Regions from separate parts of the Mus musculus genome. Here region 1 is linked to region 2. The links are chromatin loops, found by intact Hi-C in ENCODE. Cell type or tissue: left cerebral cortex. All regions are shown on one strand.

Region 1 (2,500 bases), 52 kb after region 2:
TATGTATGTATGTGTATGTGTGTGTGAGTGTATGTGTGTGTGCGTGTAGCAAAGCAGGGTGGCACATACCTTTCATCTCAGTACCACGGAGGCACTGACAAGGCAGATCCTTGGGGCTCGAATGCCAGACATCCCAGATTAACTGGCAAGCTCTAGGTTTGTCTTAGGAGCAGTAAGACAGAGGGTGCCTACGGAATAACACCCAAGGTTACTCTTTGGCCCACACACCCACACACACTTACGTTCCTGCACACTGTGAACACACTAACATGATCCAACGCCACATATCATGAACACTCCGGAATAGCTAGGAGACCTTTGAAATATCAAGTGGCATCAGTGCGTCCTGCCAGACTCAGAAACACGCGAGGGAAGGCTTTTTGTTCAACCGCTGTCCCCATACCAGGATCCCGAATACACTTTTTCTTCCCTTTGGCTAAAGATGAATAAAATAAGCAAATATTTTAATTAATTAAAGATGAACACAAGCTCACAAGTGTCTGTAACTCTAACTTCAAGGAATCCAGCACATCTTTGGGCCTCCACACAAGTACACACACACACACTCACACATACACACACACACATAAAAATAAAAAATTTAAAAAGACGGAGGGAAAAAAGTCAAAAGCCTGGAATAAAAATCAGAGGTTCACCCACAGCACACAAATAAAATAAGCTAGAGTGCAGTCACACAGTAGAGTAATATGTGGTAGTGAAAAAAGAACTGGAAAGGTCTCTATAGACCGGGAGAGCCAGTTTTTAGGTAAAATTTTTGTCACAGTACAAAGGGGGATGCAACAGATACTAATATAATGTATAAATTGCTTCTTTGGTAAAAAGAAACAGACAAGTTGTCTATGGGCTGTACTTCTAAATAGCTTCTAAATATAGCTTTTGTGTAGTTGTGACCTTTGAGCCATAAAAATATTTTACAGATTCAAAAATAAAATTGCAAGACCAAGGATGTGCAAAACCAGGCTGAATGCAACTAGAAACTCATGAAACCAAAACTGTATCAGACTGAAAAACGACCCACCAAGCTCTGGGTGTGCACCCAACGGCATCCGAAACCTTAGGTAGCAGTTATGGGTGGGTAGTAGTTTACGTAGTTTCTTTCTGAAACCATCTGTGTGTCTTCTAGTGTTTAGCAAACAATTAAATATAACTGATGATTTGGGAATCAGGTTCTCACTGTGAGAGACAGAAATATAAATTTTTAGTTTGTTTTTAAAAGCGATTTGGCTGGGACTCCCTGACAAAGTCTAGATTCAGCGGCACCAGGACAGTCATGGGCACACCTAACCTAGATGGTGGTTTCTAGGCTTCTCAACTGCCATTTAAAGGAATAAAAGCCTCTTTGGAAAACGGCCTATTCCAGGTTTGGTTAAGGACAAATGTGAGTGGTGGACCAGCCCTCTGAGACACCTGATGACAAGTCAGAAGATTCCACAAGTTGAGCCTAGCCCAAGCACCCAGACTGGACTTCTGCAACCCAGCCCGCACTCACGCGCTCCCTGCTGGACCAGAGTGGGAAAGCACTTGAATTAAAACCAGGCTCCCTTTCCACCTGAGCCCCTCAACTTGCTATAAGCCTCTTTGTGGCTCTGGTTTTGTCAGGATGAAGGCCTTTACGTGGCTATGCCGCCAGGGGTGGATGGGCACAGCCCTCTCAAATATCTCCACACCTCTGATCTCTTAGGCCTGTCTGCGTTCTCTTTGCCTGGCCACTCTAACCCTGCTTCATCTCTGCCTCCTGCACAGCTCTTCAACTGCCATTAAACCTTTCCTTCTACAAGTCAAACTCCAAACCTCCGAGGACTACTGCGCCCAGACGAACATCCAAGCCTAAGTTCTGCTGACGTATCCGGTTCAAAGCCCTTACCACGCATCGTCCGTATGTTGCACCTGTTCAACCCTTTTCCACCGGCTCCAGGCTCCAACTTTGACTTACAGCACAGAGGTCTCTAGCCAGGGACAGGTACCTTCTCTGGCCAGGCCCAGGCTCTGTCCCAATACCTGCGTCTCTCCAGCCCATTACCCCATTTTATTGTCCTCATAGAGATGATCTTCTAAAACGACTTCAGATTTTCCCTTGCCCTCACACCAGTGTGGGAACAGTGTTCAGGATAGGAAGCTGGCTGCACACAGTAGGTTTTCAGTGAACACAGCATTCTTACGGCACCTGACAAAGTGGCTGAAGTACTGGGGTAGGAGCTGGAACCTCACCTTTGTCACTTCTTGGGAGCAAGTCCTCTCATCCCTCTGAGTCTGTTTACTTGACTGTGAAGTGGAAACAGCCCTGCGCATCAGGTGGGTCTTCCCAGGACCCTTCTTGGCCTCTCTTACCTGCCCTACAGCCACAGGAGGGGGTCAGTTGGAGTGCAAGGGACCCCACCACCTTACCATCTAAGCTGCTGGGCAGACAGCGGCGTTCAGAGCACCCACTTCTCTCCAGGGCTTCTCTGTCTTCATCCTTGAGCCTGCTTCCTGCCACTGC
Region 2 (2,500 bases):
CGACTCCCAGGCAGGAGGCCATTCCCAGCCCTGTCACCTGTGCCGTGCTCTCCTGCCCCTTCCCCATGCCAGGCGGCGGCTCACCCACCTCGGGATAGTAATCGGCTGTGGGCACGAGGTGTTGGATCAGGGTGTCCAAAGAGGCTGAGGATGGAGCTCCGTCCAGGAGGGGCTGCCCGGCCTGCTCTCCTTCTGTGGATTCTGTGGGAGGCGGGCTGAGGCTGCCTGGGGTGACCATGTCGGAGGCAGTCAGTGTCCGGGGCATGCCTGCCTGCAATGGCAAGAAACAGTTGGGGGTAACTAAGTGGGAGCCCACTGATTCTCTGGGTTCTAGGCTGGAGAACTATGCCTCTGACTGTCCACACTTTTGTTCAGTGATCACATCGTGAGAGGCTGCCAGTGTCCCCCACTTCACAGCCCAACACCCATTCTCCATTTTCTTATAGCCTCCCCAGTTCTTCTCCCAGGAATAATCTCTTCTTTACTGTTTCTCCGGAACCATCTCTCCCCGGAAAACACACCCTTAATAGTTGGTTACCCCTCCACTTCTCTCTATCTTTATAATTCAGGCTGGCCTGCAACTCACAGTAATCCCCCTGCTTCAGAGTTTTCCGCTCGCTGCCTGCACTCTAGAGGTGAGCTACCAAGGGCAGGAAAAGTTGTTTGTCCAAGTCCTTAATAGCCACCATCTTGCCCCAGCTACTGGCCACAAAAAACTCAGGATTGAACCTGATCCAGATTAGGGGTTCAGGAACAATCCCAGAGCTTCCTTGACACTTGGAAGCTATTGTTCCCCTGAGGTCCCATTGACTAGACTGGAGAATGTAAACTCGACATTGTTGGTTCATCTCAGCATTGTGAGGAGCTAGGAAAGCAGGCATACTCCTTTTGGAGGGGTTGACTGCCTGTGCACAATACCTGTGGCCTCTATGGCTGAGCCAACATCCCAGCTCGCTTTGCTATTTCATTTTGAAGCAGGGTCTTGCTAAGTTACCCAAGTTGGCTTTGTATGTTCTCTGTAGTCTAGGCAGGCCTTTAACTTATTATGGTCCTCGTGCATTAGCCTACAGAGTAGCTCCAAATTCACATCTGACCCCTAGTGGGCATCAGTGGGTGATGAGCCACTGTGAGCCCTATTGTAGGCCTTGGGGCTTCTGTCAGTTGGTGGTGTAGCTAAGGACCCTCTGTGGGCATTTCAGTGTTCTCCCTATGTAGGCCTTCTCTAGACCAATGCTGAGCTCTTCCATGGCCTGGCCAGCAGAGGGCGTATGCGCATTTTAACAGAGAGCCCGTGCTTCATGCCATTTCTTCCACACATGCCTGTAGGTCTGTGGATGTTGAACGAATTCCAGCCTAGACAGTCAGGTCACCCCATTTTCTCAAACACAGAATCTTATGGGCTCACCCCCTGAAAGACTCTGGCTTTGCCTGCCTTTTCTGTCCTCCAGTGACCCTTACCTAGAGACAGAAAGACAGGAGGCCGGAGCCCACTCAGAGATGAGGGGGACTTCTCCAGAGGGCTGTCCACAGTCTGTGGTGTGGGAGGTGCTGGGATGGGGTTACAGAATTAGCGAGTGCTTAGTCAGTCCGTGTGGATGGCAACCTGGACAGCCCTGACCTTGGTGACAGTCACAGCTTAATTTTACCTCCCTAGCAATCTCCAACACTCAATTTTCAGTTCTGAAAACACAAATTTCACAGACCACCTCTTGCTCATCTGTGTGGGGAAGCCGGTGCAGATGAAGATGGGGGGGTGTGGAGGGGGATCCTGAAGGCTTTCAGTGGAGAGGGTGGCCATCTCTGGAGACAGCAGGTGCTAGCTCTGTCTCATGCCTGGGGCTCAGCACCTGGTTCTAACTTCACATGCCAAAATATGTGCTTTCCAAAGTTCCCCTCTCCTGTGTAATGCCTCCCACCTCTTCACTATGCAGCCCATCCTGGATTCCAGTCCAATTTTCTCCCAGATTGGCCAGTGACAGCGTGGAGGTGACACTGAAACCCTCTGTGGGGAAGGACAGTGGTCTGCCAGGTGGTGGGAGAATCACAGAGGGACAATTCACAAGTCAATCAAGGAACCTCTCAGAACATCCCTAGGCTTGGCTCAGCCCTAGGCACTTGATGCCGGGTCCTTAGGGGTGGGTGGCTAGATCCCTAAGCTTATGCTATGAGCTGAAGGGATGTCCTACAGAGGTGACCTGAGAGGGGACGGGCTGCCAAGTAGGAGCATGGGGAGGTCACTGACTTGAGGACTGAGGGAAGGAATGAGACTGTGGAAAAGCAAGCCTGTCATGGGACCAACAAGGGGAAGGTGGGGTGATTGTGAAAGAGTGTGCTTGGATGTCTGGGGCCAGGTGCCTCAGGTCCTAAGTGACAAAGTGGTGGATGAGGGTGAGCACAGATGAGCACATCAAGCAAGCGTTCATGTGTGGAGACACACATCTTTCCAGGAAGCACACGGAGGCCCCAGGCCAGGCACCCATGTCCTTTCCTGTAAGTATGA

Evidence for each region. Hi-C counts contacts between places; a loop is a spot of excess contacts. Peaks named below come from ENCODE experiments on the same cell type or tissue, not always from the same donor. Only the 100,000 strongest peaks of a DNase experiment are listed, where the experiment ranks them.
Region 1: it touches region 2 in a loop (8-fold over the local background); 30 of 42 quality-filtered maps call a loop at or near these places.

What each region holds. Positions count from the first base shown.
Region 1 is chr11:49,902,563-49,905,062 of GRCm38, reverse strand. The region is part of intron 1 of Rasgef1c (RasGEF domain family, member 1C); the gene reads right to left. Among named protein-coding and RNA genes, the nearest start is that of Rasgef1c, 2.0 kb to the right of the region's middle. In left cerebral cortex, a CTCF peak has its summit at 1,537; a DNase peak (open chromatin) is centred at 1,526; H3K4me3 peaks cover 582 bases; H3K27ac peaks cover 533 bases.
Region 2 is chr11:49,954,805-49,957,304 of GRCm38, reverse strand. Rasgef1c (RasGEF domain family, member 1C) reads right to left here. Exons shown (of 14, transcript NM_029004.1): 2 at 89-271. The coding sequence starts at 265. Among named protein-coding and RNA genes, the nearest start is that of Rasgef1c, 54 kb to the right of the region's middle. In left cerebral cortex, a CTCF peak has its summit at 1,248 (motif pointing right); a DNase peak (open chromatin) is centred at 1,287; H3K27ac peaks cover 263 bases.